2 separate regions of the Homo sapiens genome follow, and region 1 is linked to region 2. Evidence: chromatin loops called from intact Hi-C (ENCODE). Cell type or tissue: natural killer cell. All regions are shown on one strand.

What was found. Hi-C counts contacts between places; a loop is a spot of excess contacts. Peaks named below come from ENCODE experiments on the same cell type or tissue, not always from the same donor. Only the 100,000 strongest peaks of a DNase experiment are listed, where the experiment ranks them.
Region 1: a loop joins it to region 2, with 4 times the contacts of the local background. A loop is called at or near these places in 64 of 110 quality-filtered maps.

Annotation. Positions count from the first base shown.
Region 1 is chr17:57,942,999-57,950,998 of GRCh38, forward strand. All of the region lies in intron 1 of CUEDC1 (CUE domain containing 1), which reads right to left. Among named protein-coding and RNA genes, the nearest start is that of CUEDC1, 8.4 kb to the right of the region's middle. RefSeq lists an enhancer at 3,810-4,104 and silencers at 4,060-4,159, 5,750-6,044. In natural killer cell, no CTCF peak of the experiment used is centred here; DNase peaks (open chromatin) are centred at 3,613 and 4,023; H3K4me3 peaks cover 739 bases; H3K27ac peaks cover 418 bases.
Region 2 is chr17:57,994,902-58,002,901 of GRCh38, forward strand. It overlaps SRSF1 (serine and arginine rich splicing factor 1), which reads right to left. Exons shown (of 4, transcript NM_006924.5): 4 at 6,018-8,000. Among named protein-coding and RNA genes, the nearest start is that of SRSF1, 8.3 kb to the right of the region's middle. RefSeq lists an enhancer at 774-823. In natural killer cell, CTCF peaks have their summits at 711, 4,791 (motif pointing left) and 4,994; DNase peaks (open chromatin) are centred at 710 and 4,780; H3K27ac peaks cover 412 bases.

The sequences.
Region 1 (8,000 bases), 52 kb before region 2:
GCCTGGGTGACGGAGTGAGACTCTGTCTCAAAACAAAACAAAAACAAAAATGATCACTGCTATATGTGAATTTTACCAGTAGTCTATTTTTAACGACATGCCTCCCTATTCTTTTCCCTTCAAGGCCTTAGGTTCCAGAGCCTTACCAGGATGAGAGGGCTGATGGTGACAGTGGCAGTGACCGGAAGCTGGGAGCCCTTCCCAAAGCCCCTGGAGGGAACTCACCACTAGCACGAACCGCCAAGGCCCTGGGTGCCAGCCTAGTGCCCGCCCTAGGAGACTGACATGGAAGGCTTCTGGCTTCAGTCAAATGCCATCTCACTCATTTGCCTCTCCTTTCTTTCTTTTCCAGAATTAAAGCTCATAGGATGATTCATTCTCTTATTAAATCAGCTCATGAGAAAAAGGGAAGTCACCCGAGTTCCCATCCCTCTCTCCACCAAACATAAGCCACGCTGTGGCTCATTCCCCATATGCATTTAATAGAAATGCTACCACAAGGAAGAAATTCCACTAAGAACCCCACCCTTCACCTTTCCTTTCATGTCTCAAGAATTCACCATCCATGGCAGTTTTCTAAGTTTCTAAGGCTGCCAGGGGGAGAGGTGAGTTGGAATTTAAAGATAAGTTCCCAAATAAAATGGGATAGGAGGGGAAAGAGTCACGTGGCTCTTAAATCCACATACATGCAACCCTCAAAGCAGATAGTAAAAATCCACCCCAAAAAAAATCCTTCTCTATCTCTGCCAGATCTCCTCAGCTCTGCCCCACACTTAGAAACAGCTGTTTCCCCAGAACTCCAAAAAAAACTCTCATATATTCCATCCCTCATTGTTTCCAAGACTGTGATCTGTACACTTAATCTACCTCTAGGCTCAGTTTATCCCTCCCTGGGACTGTCAAACAAGAACAGTAACAGTCAAAGAATAAGAATCCTAACGCTACAATATTGTAAATACATCTATGGACTCAGCCTCCTGGCTTTGGAGCTCAGATCCTGCCTCCTCAGCTAACTAGCAGTGTGACCTTACGCAAGTTAACTTAACCTCTCTGTGCCTCGGTCTCCTCCTGCATAAAGTGATGATACTACTGTCTCATCTAGGATTGATTACATAAATTAATATTCCCAAGATGCTTAGAAAGCTTACTGGCATATGCAGTAAGCATGCAATAAATGTTAGTTATTATTATTTATTTTTTTATATATATATATTTTTTTTTTTTTTTTTGAGACGGAGCTTCGCTCTTGTTGCACAGGCTGGTGTGCAATGGTGCGATCTCGGCTCACTGCAACCTCTGCCTCCCAGGTTCAAGTGATTCTCCTGCCTCAGCCTCCTGCGTAGCTGGGATTACAGGCATGCGCCACCACGCCCGGCTAATTTTGTATTTTTAGTAGAGACAGGGTTTCTCCATATTGGTCAGGCTGGTCTCGAACTCCCGACCTCAGGTGATCTGCCCGCCTTGGCCTCCCAAAGTGCTGGGATTACAGGCGTGAGCCACTGCGCCTGGCCATTAGCCATTATTAGACTATTACAAGAATCTTGTGCCACAGAGATTATTCTTACCAGCTCTATTTAACATATGTAGTCAATAGCCATGTGTTGTTGTGGAGTATAATAATAGATTAGCCTCAAGAAAACTATAAATTAACAAACTAAGTGACCTGCTCAGAATGACACAGCCCACACATGGCAGAGCTAAGACTGGAACTCCAGTCATCAACTCCTTTGCACACTCACACATTTCACACTTTAACACACTGTCTCCTTCAGGCATGGAGATTTGAGAAGTCCCACGGATCAGCATCAAGAACAGATTTCAATCTCTACAGAGCGACAGTATCTCCAGGAATCTTTCAAGATTCACCAAACAAAATTCATTTCCATTCGTCTTCATATTCCACGAAAACACACCAAAGCTGCCTTAGGGAGAGGGTGTCGCCCCATCAGAGGTGTCAAGGACCATGCAAGGCCAGGGGTCACACTGGCCTCAACAATGTTTCAGACAAAAACGGCTCCCTTGGGAGGCTCCGAGGCTGTCATCGATTTGCTAAAGGTCAGTACGGATCATTTGGGAATGGATTTGTGTAGGCATGGCCTAAGACACATGGACTTCTGCCAAGCCTATATATTTTTTTCAAAACATCTGCACTGTCTTCACCCTTGATAAATAGCAGCCAGGCTACAGAAATATTTCCATTACGCACAAAAGCCTGCTTTGCCACCACAACTCATTGAAATGGATGTTTCCAACTTGAGAAGAACTCTTCAATGAAAACATCTAAAAACACCCCAATCTTCCAGCAGAGGCAACCAATCTAGCATTCAGGAAACCTTTAAACACTAGTAAATAATATTTGTGGAAACAAATTCTTTGGTAGACATATGCCCCCATGCCCAAAGTCTAACTATATCTAATAAATAGGTTAAGCCCATTTCTTCTAGCTGTATTATGAACATTCATGCAAAGACATCCGCATAAACATTTTTGTAAAGGTTTTCCCATATTTCCAGAATGTGGTGAAATCTCCTTATGGCCATGCTGAAAAGAATTGGAATAAAAAGAATTTAACATTGTAGCCCTGGCTTTACCACTAAGTAGCTGTGTGATTTCACAAAATGAAAATAATAACAATAACAGCAGCAGCTAACATTTAATGAGGACTTACAATATGCAAAACATTGTGCTAGGGGCTTAATAAGTATTTGGTAGTAATTAACAATCATTATGTAATATTTTGGCCGGGCGTGGTGGCTCATACCTATAATCCCAGCACTTTGGGAGGCTGAGGTGGGCGGATCAGTTGAGGTCAGGAGTTCAAGACCAGCCTGGCCAACATGGTGAAACACTGTCTCTACTAAAAATACAAAAATTAGCTGGGCATGGGGTAATGGAGGGCGCCTGTAATCCCAGCTACTCAGGAGGCTGAGACAGGAGAATTACTTGAACCCGGGCGGGTGGAGGCTGTGGGTGACAGAGCAAGACTCCACCTCAAAAATAAAAAATAAAAAAAAAACACCAAAAAACCATTTGGTAATATTATTACTCCCACTGTATGGATCAGGAAACTAAGACTCAGAGAGATTGAGTAACTTGCCCCAAGAACACAGCAGCAACTAGCAGAGGCTGGGATGAAGCACAGGCATTCTGATTCAGTATTCTTAATTACATACCATTGGTCTTTTCAAAGCACTTAACGACCCACAACCTCAGATTCCTCCAGGAGCCAACCAAGCAAGCAGTCTTCAGAATCCTTTCCAGCTGTAAAATTCAGTGATTCTCTCTTTTCAAAATAAAATGAATTTATAACTTTGAGAAATAAAATGTAATGATGCTCTAGTACTGCTGAGGGAAGGAAACATCTGTGTATGCCTCACCCAGAACCAGTCAGGGGAGGAAAACTGCTGATTTTCTAGGGTAATGATGTCCTGTGAACCAACCAGACTGGCCTCAAGCCGTCTCAGGAAAAATGACAGCTTGAAGTTCTCAAAGGATCCACCAACATGCAAAGGTCTGCAAGTTCGCAACTATCAGTTCTCAAACTTTAATTTGACTTTTTTTTTTTTAAAGGAAACTCATATGCAAGAAAATGCTGCACCGTAGAGGCTGATCTTAAGAATGCCAGTACAAGATGTATGTTGACTCTGTGGCATGCTCACACTTGCTTTCCTTTCAGGTGTACACCTGCTCAGGGAAAATCCACCCGGCCCAGGCAATCTGTTTTAAGACTTCCCTAGCTCGAGGCTCAGTGGTCCTGTAATTGGGTGGGGGTTTTGTCCTTTGCACATCTGATATCTTCATACGCTCCCTCCTGCTCATCATCACCAGCCCGGTCTCTGGACACACAAACACGCAAGTGCTGCCTTCCCCAACTCCATCTCGGACGCATCTTCTTCCTCTCTCTGCTCAACACAGGAGTTCCCTGTTCACACACCTTGCCATTGGCTGACACAGCCAATGGTGAAACTCCCCCAGCTGACCCTCCCTGGAGCTCACTAGCTCTCTCCCAGCTGTGGGTACAGCCTGAAACCGAAACTAATCTCAGACCAGAGCAAAGTGAAATCATTTCAGGAGCCTGATCACCCTACATGACCACAGAGAGGCTTCCCCTTAACAGAGCTCCAAATCCAGCTTGCTGGTCACCAGGAGAAAAAAAAAAAAAAAAAGCTTTGCAGTGCCCTCCTAACATCAAATACTTTCTTAATGAATAGGGAATCATGGGATTAGAGGAGGAAGCAAAAGTTCTTGCCGTCGTGTTTGCTGCTGCTACTTCTCTCTTATTTGCACAAGTCTATTTCAGTTCACCCCGTGAGCTAAAGTTCACCACCCGGTATTATTTTTAAACTCATTGTCCAGCATCCGTTCATATTTGGTTCACTCTTAATCAGATTATCTTCCAAGAGCAAGCTTTGTTCTCTTCTGAGATCCCTGTAACCATCTTGCTGTAATGTGGCTGAGACTGTTATACTACATGTTTTTCGTAAATTTGAAAAACGAAGCGTTTTACTTTTGTGCTCGAGCCAGGCACGGTGGCTCACACCTGTAATCCCAGTACTTTGGGAGGCTAAGGCGAGTGGATCTCTTGAGCTCAGGAGTTCGAGACCAGCCAGGCCAACATGGTGAAACTCCATCTTTACTAAAAACACAAAAAAATTAGCTGTTTGTGATGGCGTATGTCTGTAATCCCAGCTTCTCGGGAGGCTGAGACACAAGAATCATTTGAAACTGGGAGGCAGAGGTTGCAGTGAGCTGAGATCACACCACACTGCACTCCAGCCTGGGTGAAAGAGCAAGACCCTGTCTCATAAATAAATAAATAATAAAAAATAAAAACACTTTTGTGCTTGGAACAATACAAAAGAAAAAAAGCAAAAGCCATTATGACTGAACATAATGTCAGGCCTTGATGATCCTTCAAAGAAGTATAAATGTTGAGAAGGATCCTAAACTGTGTTTTCTCTTCTTACCCTTGCCCCCAGCATACTTGTGGGCAGCTTTCTTTGTGGCTAGGCAGTATTATGAAAAAAAGCCTACTGTCAGCTTAAGCAAAACAGAATAAGAAGGGTTAAGTGCACTGGCCTAACAAGGGTATGGTCAAAGAGAAATTAAGTCTTGGATTATCTGTTATTTACTCATTCATCCAACAAAGTTTACTGAGGGCCTCATATATATGCCTAAAACTCTTCTAGGTGCATCTAGGAGATAACCCACTAGCTCCAACTGAGAGTGCCATTCTCAGAAACACTGTGTGTATGGGGGCTGATGCTTTCTGTATTCCAATACCAAGACAAATGCTCCACTACTTCCAGGTTTCCTGAGCTCTCCTCACACGGCTTGGACTCCATCCCCGAGAGCTGTAGGTCCCTCCCAGTGAGCACCCCCGGGTGATGCTGACCAGGAACATTGCGGGCCAGGGTCACCTGGCCCAGAGCTGTTGGGCAGACTCTGTTTGTGCCTTGGCTCACTCATTCATGGATGAGCTGCTCAGTGTTATCGGGCATTCTTCAATCACTCCAACAGTCAAAGGAGGGGTTAGGCCAAATTTAAGTAATCTTCTAGCTCAAAAATTCCAGCTCCTTTTATCCTCCGATCACCGAGCTGACATGGACCTCTAGGGGCCTCTACTTCATCTTCCTGTCTCCAGATGAAACCTCTTAAACCACAAAGACAAATGAAACTTGTTCCCATTTCTGAAGACCTTCAGGGGAGGCCATTCCCCTCTGTGCCTATGAGTCACTTTTCTTACATCTCACATCCTATCTGGAATGTCTTCCTCATACCTTACTTGAATCCTCCCTCTGTAGTTTAAATTCATTTGCCTCTGGTTCTAAGTGCAGAGAGACAAGAGTGAATCACTGTGTTCTGAGCAATGACTCTTAAGGGACTTTTATGTCTTCTTCACCATGTTCACTGCAGGCATTACAAGAGGTGGCAGTGTTTCTCAGCTGTTAAAAACCACAAAGGCATCAGGAAAGCTGACCACACTGCCCAGTTCCTGCCTCACCCTGGCAAGGGTGCTACAGAATCCAGAAAACCTGACCCTTCTCTGAAACCCACACCGCTACTTAGCTCTACTCAGAGTTCACCAAGGGGGAGAACAATGTGCTCCCATGCCAGATCAAAAGCCCAGGAGGCAGCAGCCACTTTATCTTGTCCTCACTCAGCTCAAGCGGCCCCTCCTCCAGGAAGCCTTCCCTGCCCCAACTCCTCTTCTGGCTGGCAAAGTGCCCCCTTCCTCAGTGCTTTGTCTTATCGCAGCACTTGCCACAGAAACTGAAATTCCAGGCTAACATGTTTGTCTCCCTTACTAGACAGGAGGCATCTTGAAGGCAGGGGCCATGGCTTGATGACCTTTGTGCTCCAGGATGGGCCCCAGCAGAGTATCTGGCACTTGGCCAGTGGTTCTCAGCAGACTCTGTTAAGCTGAACCCTCCAGGCATGTTCCAACGATGCCTGGACATTGCACTGGCAGCCCTTCAAGCAGGACACAAATCCCACAACCCCCCCAGCTCCACCCTCCCCCACCACGACCACCCCCGAGCTCAGTAGGGGTGTCTCTGACATACTTTTTTTTTTTTTTTTTTTTTTTTTTGAGGTAGGGTCTTGCTCTGACACCCAGGCTGGAGTGCAGTGGTGCAATTTCAGCTCACTGCAACCTCGGCCTCCCAGGCTCAAGCGATCCTCCCACCTACGCCTCCTGAGTAGCTGGGACTACAGATACATGCCACCACGCCTAGCTAATTTTTGTAGAGATGAGGTTTCACCATGTTGCCCAGGCTGGTTTAGAACTCTTGAGCTCAAGTGATCTGCCAACCTCAGTCTCTCAAAGTGCTAGGATTACAGGCATGAACTACCACACCCAGCCCTGACAGTTTCTCTAAGGGTGTGGGCCTGCAGCCAGACTTCCTGAATTCAAATCCTGGCTCTGCCACTTTCTAGCCATGTGATCTTGGGCAAGTTATTTAAACTCTTGATGTCTCTTATGTCTCTATTTCTTCACCTGAAAAATTGGTATAATATCTCATAGGTCCTGTGAAGATTCAACGAGCTAATCCATGTGAAGTACTTGGAAAGGGTCCGACCCCTCTGTGAGTGCTGCAATGATTATTTCCCAAGCCTATCCCTTCACAGAAACCCTTGGCCCCCACAGCTTCCACTCTTTTCGTTTTTGAGACAGAGTCTCACTCTGTCACCCAGGCTGGAGTGTAGTGGCGCGATCTCGGCTCACTGCAACTTCTGCCTCCTGGGTTCAAGCGATTCTCCTGCCTCAGCTTCCCAAGTAGCTGGGACTACAGGCGCCTGCCGCCAAACCTGGATAATTTTTTTGTACTTTAGTAGAGACGGGGGTTTCACCATGTTGCCCAGGTTGGTCTTCAACTCCTGAGCTCAGGCAATCTGCCTGCCTCAGCCTGCTAAAGTGCTAGGATTACAGATATGAGCCACCGTGTCCAGCCTCTTTTTTATTTTTTTATTTATTTATTTTTTTTTTTTTGAGACAGAGTCTCGCTCTGTCGCCCAGGCTGGAGTGTAACGCTGTGATCTCTGCTCACTGAAACCTCCGCCTCCTGGGTTCAAGCTATTCTCCTGCCTCAGCCTCCTGGGTAGCTGAGATTACAGGCGCCCACCACCATGCCCGGCTAATTTTTGTATTTTTAGTAGAGACAGGGTTTCACCACGTTGGCCAGGCTGGTCTCGAACTCCTGACCTCAGGTGATCCGCCCGCCTCGGCCTCCCAAAGTGCTGGGATTACAGGCGTGAGCCACTGCACCCTGTGAGCTTGCACTCTTGACTGCCTATTGGGCCTGCCCCGATCTCCTGACTAGGTTCCCTTCCTCCAGGGAACTCTGCCCTGTTCCTCTGGACCAATGTTAGTATTAACTTTATGCCATTCAACCCTTCTCACTGGTTATGCCTCCTCACCCCTCCCCCAGCTTACAGGGCAAATTCTCCAAAGAAAAGGAAAAAGAGTTGGTTCCACAGCAGGGCTACAGATGCTGAGT
Region 2 (8,000 bases):
GTCACTGGGGATACTTCTAAGAATCTTCTCTACTGAAGAAACCAAGCCTTGCAAAGAAATAATTATAAAACAGTTACAGACATTTGTACAAAGTGCGTAACGAGCACTGGGAAAGGAAATTTTTAAAGGGCTATTTGCTCATTTGTTTTCATATAAGTGATAGTTTTGACACTGTAGATTACCAACTAGGGTTGCTGAATACAAAAACTGATACCTAAGAGATAGTATGTGTAGGCTAAGTGTAATGCAAACATTTTTATTGGAAACTGGAAGTTACCACACATTGGCTTTTAAAACTTAAAATTCCTAGAGTGGTTCATTTTTGTGGATCTGTTACTAATACAAATTTAAGTGTATACTCAGCTATCAACACAAATGCAGATGTTTTAAACATTTACCCTTTCACAGGTTCTTTTCTATGATTTTTTTGTGGGGCTGCTGTGTAGTTATTGAGTGGCTAGCCAGGCCCCAGCCACTGTGTGACCAGCTGTCCTCCTGTGGGGCCAGCCTCAATAGTAGGGGTCAAAAGAGGGCCAGGGCTTCTCTGAGAGAGCTGGCTGTGCACTGCACACTGGAAAGCCAAGGAGCTAGGCATCCCTCTTTCTTGCTGCCAGGCTCTGGAACATGGCCACTGTGACTAGATGTAGTCCTACTCTAGAACAACCCTCAGCACACAGGGTAAGAACATGGATCAAAGACAGCACCATGGGACACCCTGCTGGCATCTGGTAGATATTACAGGTGTTTCTCACTTGGGTCAGACTTTTCTCCCCGAGGCCTCCCAACTGGAAAAAGCAGGCTGGCTTTAAAAAGCAACGTGATAGTAAAACAAGAATTTCTCACCACAAGATCTGGATTCAAGTTCTGGGCCTGCCCCTTTAACATCTCTGGGCCTATTTCTTCAAACTGCAAAATGAAACTAAATACTACGTGAGAATTAAAATGAGCCACAGTATCAGGACTGGGCGCAGTGGCTCATATCTGTAATCCCAGCACTTTAGGAAGCCAAGGTGGGAGGCCTGCTTAAGCCCAGGAGTTCAAAAAGTCTGAGAAACAGAGCAAGACCCTGTCTCTACAAAAAATATAAAAAAGGTAGCAAGGGTATAAACCTTTGAGGTTACTATTCTAAGAATATGCATGATCTGACTAAAGAACACAGTGTCTCAGATTTAAGCTATGTGGCACACCTGCCTAAGATTTCAATAATGTATTTATTCACAAACATTTATTAAGGTGCAGGTACTAGCATTCTGGACATCTTAGAAGAAATGTCAAAAAGTTTAAAACATAAGACTTTGGGGAGCCGGGCGCGGTGGCTTATGCCTGTAATCCCAGCACTTTGGGAGGCCGAAGCGGGCAGATCACGAGGTCAGGAGTTTGAGACCAGCCTGGCCAACATAGTGAAACCCTGTCTCTACTAAAAATACAAAAAATTAGCTAGGTGTGGTGGCAGGTGCCTGTAATCCCTGCTACTTGGGAGGCTGAGGCAGGAGAATCGCTTGAACCCAGGAGGTGGAGGTTGCAGTGAGCCGAGACTGCGCCACTGCACTCCAGCCCAGGTGACAGTGCAAGACACTGTCTTAAAAAAAAAAAAAAAAAAAACAGCCTTTGCTCTCAGTTTACTATGTAGCTGAAGAAAACAAAGCATACACATTAAACTAGAGAACAGCTTAAGGGCAACATGTCCACCTGCACATATAGCACTTTTTAAAACATGAAGAAAAGCAAATAAGAAACAACGCAATTAGTTCAAGAATGCTTCAGTCATTAGGTGTGATCATGAAGGGGTGAGATTTTTAATGGCAAAAGGAATGGGGCTGCTTATGGGATTTATGATGTGGGGTGTTAAAATGTATGGATGCTGGGTCTCTTGGTTTTGAGAGAATTGTTTAAGCTAGCTGATCCTATAAACCTAAAGACCAGGGTCAGGGTCCTAAAGTTAATGCTTAAGACTCCCAACCCAAGGAATAATATACATGCTATCTAGTCTCTTCACAATACATCGTTATGTATTAATCTCTTTATGAATAGTTACCAACAACAAAAAAACAACCAAAATGATTCCATCCCAAAGAGAAATATGCAGGAATTCTCATTGAGGCAATACCACTAAATTCTGAGGCAACTTAAAGCTTCCTCTGTAAGAAGCTTAAAAGAGAATGACTGAAAAAGGATACCTAGGAGGCAACTATTTAGTCTTTTTGGAGACAATGTCATCAATTCTTGGTGATCTGTACTGAAAGTGTGCACAGCTTACATCAAAACCACTTACTTTGGTCTTACAATTGGTCTTACTTTGCAAGACCAATTCTGGGAGCAACATTTACTTATCCAATTATACTTGGACTTAGGCTAGCATTTAGATTAATTCAAATTTTCTGGCTTCACATCTGAGGAGTTATTAGTATTAAAATACCTTCTCCAATAATCCACCCAGTTAACGAATAGCTTGTGAAACAGACTTCTACAGTGCTTTGCTTTTAGGGAATACTAAATTCTTCCCATCTCGCCCATCAATATTAAAACTGTCAGCACTGCATTTAGCTCATTGGGAAATATAAATATATTCAGTTCCTGGGTCTGTAGAGTTAAAAAATACATGTATTTACCAAATCAACCAGGGTAGGGGAAGATGTGATTGAGAACAGGATAAATTGGAAAGGTAGAATATAACCCATTGTTAACTCATATTAAGGGAGTGACATGTTTTAAGGATCTGGAGTCACTGAAACCAGCTTTAACACTTCAGTAATATGAATTTGGGTACAGACAAAAATGCTGATATGGCAACTGGAGATGGGAAGACAAATCCAAACAGCATCTTGAAGAACTCTATTTGGCAAGTAAACACATCTCTAGGTTAATCTAAATCATAGATGCGGTGGCACCCTGAAGACACAGAACTTGACTATCACCTTGCTGCAAATTTACTATTTTTAGAGTACAAAGGAGCCATTTGAGTTTTCTTTGGAATGTGCTTGTTACACTGCGAACCAACATTTTACATTTCTAGCCTTAAGTTGTGGATGTCAGCCAGGTGCGCTGGCTCACACCTGTATTCCCAGCACTTTGGGAGGCCGAGGCGGGCGGATCACTTGAGATCAGAAGTTCAGAGACCAGCTGAGCCAACATAGTGAAACCCTGTCTCTATGAAAAATACAAAAATTAGCCAGGTGTGGTGATGGGCACCTGTAATACCAGCTACTTGGGAGGCAGGAGAATCGCTTGAACCCGGGAGGCGGAGGTTGCAGTGAGCCGAGATTGTGCCACTACACTCCAGCCTGGGTGACAGAGTGAGACCCTGTGTCAAAAACAAAGACAAAAAAAATGTGAATGTCACTCTTGGTGTTATTTTATAGTTCAAATTTCTACCACCGTTAAGGGTAGAAGACATTCACCCAGCACTTCCCAGTCCTATCTAAAGGTTATACCTTCCCTTTTGCTTGACTGATCCTATAATCTTATGTATTAAGCCTTAATAATTGTTGAAAGCTTATCCCAAAATGACATATAAAGACTCCTCCTCTAATACACAGCACCTGAGGGAACAATTCTACCATGGTTTTTCTTAGCACTTTACAATCTCCAGGTTTAGCACTTTTCTTTCTACAAGGAGAATTCTGAATTTTCATTTGCCTAATTTGTGGCTTCAGAGTGCATCTTCAAAAGTTATTTAAAAATTATCAAAGGGACACCAGAGCTAACATTTACAGGATTAAAGACAGGCTTCAATCTAGTTAGTGCCCTTTCAGCTGTCAATCCAATTTGCAGCAAGACTACTAGTTAACAGTAACTACCTTCTGTAGCTTTCCTTGCTACTTAGTGTTACCTTAGCAGGCAGGGAAATCTCTACTGTGTAAACTTGATTACTTTTCCCCCCACAAGAAGTCCACTTTGTCCACTTTTAGTGCTTTATTCTTTGAAACAGACTGATTTTCTAAAATTAACATTTTAAGGCCAGTTGTCCCACACCTGTCTTCTGGATGACTAAATCCCATCATATGGGCCTAAAAGGTTTAGTATTCTCAATGACAATTTATACTGTAAACAGGAGACAAGTTTGTGTCCTTTCCATTTTTTATAAAAGAAACCTGGGGAGAAAGCGGTGATGGGAATGACAGATACTAAAAGTGTTAAATTTTCAGTAATTTTCAGCTGTTAATATGGCATTAACTACTGTGTCTACTGACTTTTTGATCACAAGACAACCTGCTACTTAAGTGAGGCCTAGAAAATAGAAAACAGCTAAGCTGACACATAAGTAGGATTTTAAGACAAACTTTAAGAACCTCTTAGTAATACTGAGAAGATCATCACACCTGAAACTGTCACTCCATAAAAGCAAACTGCAGGTCTCTAAAAGCATATTCATTTCTTCTAGTTCATAACCAAATTGTTATGTCTAGTTTTCCCCAGCACACCTAACTCCTGTTCCCAATTCTCACATTCATGGCCTTATTATTCCATACCTGATGTACAAGGTAGGCAGAAAAACAAGCAGACTTATGTCTTCAGTATTTTCTTAGTCCCAGAACCTAGATTTGTTACAAAATGAGTGCCTGTAAGGTAAACTCTGAAAACCTAAATGGATGCAAAAGCTGAAAAGGGGAAGAATTTTACACAAAAGATGGGAAGACAAAGGTAAAGTTGCAAGAAAACTTACCCAAACCATCTAACTTTAGAGCTGATACAGAGGATCAAGGTAGTTAGCTGGTCTCTACTTTGTTCTATGTATCTATAATGGGGATTATTTCCTGCTTAATTTTGTGTTATAGCTCCCTCTAGTGGCTAAGTGATTTTCCCTAGCACTTACCAATGGAGAGCAGTACAGCATGTTGTAAAAAAACCAAACAAACAAACAAAAAAAATTAAGACCTATTTCTACAAGTTGTTTTTGTTCAAAGTGCATTTGGTGGAGATGAGTATAGCATCCTAGAGAAGCTGTTTCCACTATCTTCATGTCCACAGTTCTACCAATAGTTGGCACTTATAAGTTGTCTGGTAACAGAAGTCTGATGCTTTTTAACCCGATGCTTGAGTATCAAGCTGAACTAAGTGTTGTTTTGCTTACCTAAACAGTAAACTTCTTATGAAAAGTCATGAATGACTTTTCACCCCCTGAAATCCCAGCCTAGCACCTATTAAAATGTTGTAAATTACAAATGTTATATTTGCCTAAATTAACTTCTATATGACAGAGTCATTTATTCAATTTTTATTCTGTGCATTAATGAAGCACGGAGTGATTTTTATAATAATTAAAAAATCCTTCCTTTAATCACTACAAGCTCACAAGAACCCTCAGGGTTGTTAGGCATTAGCTTTCAAAGCTACCAAGAAGCACCGTGAAGGTCTCAATAACAGGAATAAGTACTGGTTTAAGTATACTATAATCTCTTGGGGTTTGTTTAAAGCAAGTTACTTTTGGCAGCATTACTATTCATTCAATAGACAATCACGATAGACATAATGAACAGATGTTTCCTGATAATCTCTTTACTTCATGCCAATCCCAGCTTTTCCTATAGGATCTAATTGGTCAATGTTCCTTTAAGTACTGATACAGAAACAATAACTCAAAAGAATGTTGTATTGTACACTCTAGGATGCCTGAGTATTTGCTTCAATGGGATATAATTGTTGAGTCCACTATTACAACAGAATGTAAAGAAATGTGGGCCATACCTTTTTTTCTTGTGGCTGCTTCAGCCTAAAAAGATGGGGGAACTTAAAATTCAATCAACAAAGGATTCACAATAACAGGTTTTTCAGTCAAGACACCCCAGTTACAGACAAAAGCATTAGGCCTGTGTATGCTAGTACAGTTCCTACAATCCCTTATATGAACTCTTTGGAGACAGACATATCTGGGATTCAGAGCTGTATGCACTTTATGAGGTACATATATACCCTGTATTACATAAAACCCTCAGCAAAGTCTGTGGCAACTGTGCAATGAATAATGAAGTTCAACAGGAAACAGTTTAGTCACACTAAGTGCAAAATGAAGGCAGCAATTCTGGTCAGGGTTCACATTTAATTAGCTCAACAACAGAAAATCTTTTGTTTTCGTAGTTTTTGGATTTCAAAAAATGGATAAGAGACTGTAATCTGTTTTCTGCGTTTGCAGTCTTCATACTGTGATGGAAATAATGGTTATGTTACAACAGAACTTCAGTCTAACAGTTTCTCATCTTTTAATACTATTTATGGTAAATACATATATATAACTTACTTGCAATTTAAATTACAAAATTCATATACAAAGTAAGCAAAAAGGCACACATAAGAAATCCACCTTGACCACAGAAATGTGAAAACACCAGCCCTAATGACCAAGACAATGTTTCAAAGACAACAAACACCAAGAAAAGTTGAGATTCTACAATAAATCATATTAAACGCAAGCACTATGATGCACAGACGTGAGCACTGAATATTTACTAAAGCATAAAACTTAGGAAAAATCATTTTACGGGGAATCTATTCATATTCCAAACAGCATTTTAAAAAACATTAAACTTAGCTTAGTTTTAAAAACAAAATTCAGACCCAAACAATCAAGAACCAGAAAATGGGTTTCTTACCTTTTGTTTCCAGTAGGATGTGGGCTGAACAGCAAGGTGGGTTATTCAATCTGATGTTATGAAAAGTAATTGCTTCTTAAAGAGACTTAAGTTTTTCCTTGGTTAGAAAATAATTATAGGCTCCCTAAAATATTCTAAGGGGACATAAATAGGGAGAAGAGGGGGAAATTCCAAGACAGCTTTTGTAGTTTCAAAAGGGTGTAACTTTCTTCTAATAATTGCCAATACGGATAGAGACCTAAAGGTCCATTTTCTGAGACTATAAATAGGAGCAGTCCATACTTCCCATCACAGCTTTTAGCTGTCTGGTCATCTTAACTACAAAACCTATGCCCCTTTACCTAAGTAAACATTAGATCCTCTCTAATCTTCAAATTCAGCCTGTATAACAAGGAATACTGTCTCATTTCAATGTGAGGTTAGAATTACTATAACTTTTAGTAGAGCACATCTTTCAACTTTAAACACTCAAACTTGAGTGAAGGCCATTTACATTTTTTGGTCATTTCCAAAACATTCAATGAACACAAATGAACCAAAGTTTACTTAAGTCTAGCTCACATTAACCTTCCAAAATTATCATTAATCATTTATTTTCCCTTTAATAATCTGATGAATTTTTAAAATGTTCTACACATAAAACTTCTTAGAATTTCAAGAATGTCATGTAAAATTATTCAAATTTTTAAACAGTAAATCTGCCTTTTGGCCATTACATTGAATTCTTAGATAAAAAGAGCTACATCCTTAAACTTACACTAAGTACTTAGTGAAATTCTGCATTCAACTTAACATCCCCTCTTCCCAACATTCCACAACGTTCATTAAAATCTACCGATTGGGGTGACCTTACACATTTCTTCCACTACCAAGATTTCTGGTTTTCCTTAGGTTTTTAATTGTCACCCAAATAATCACCTTAAATTCAACTTCCAACTATGATTAGCACCCAAGGGAAATGTTAAAGTCTATTTATTTTAGGTCCCCTCCCCCAACCTAAATAGTACCAAGGGGCTGTCAGTAGACAAATACAAGAAGTAGCAGGCTAAAAGTTTTTAACTGCTTTGGTAGAGAACACCAAAGTTTTTGGTACAAAATAATCTTATGGTTGGAGAAGGGCTTATAAGGCAAAATTCTAAATGCCCAGCTTTTTATTAACAATGATTCATCCAAAGAAGCAGTTAATCTTGTGCACTCTTCCCTTTCAAAAAAGAAATGAGACTTGGGTTAAAAGTTCTACAGGCTGAGCATGGTGGCTCACACCTGTAATCCTAACACTTTGGGAGGCCAAGGCAGGCAGATCACTTGAGGCCAGGAGTTTTGGGACCAGCCTGGGTAACACAGAGAAACCACATCTCTACTAAAAATACAAAATTAGCCGGGCAAGGGTGGCACACACTTGTAGTCTCAGCT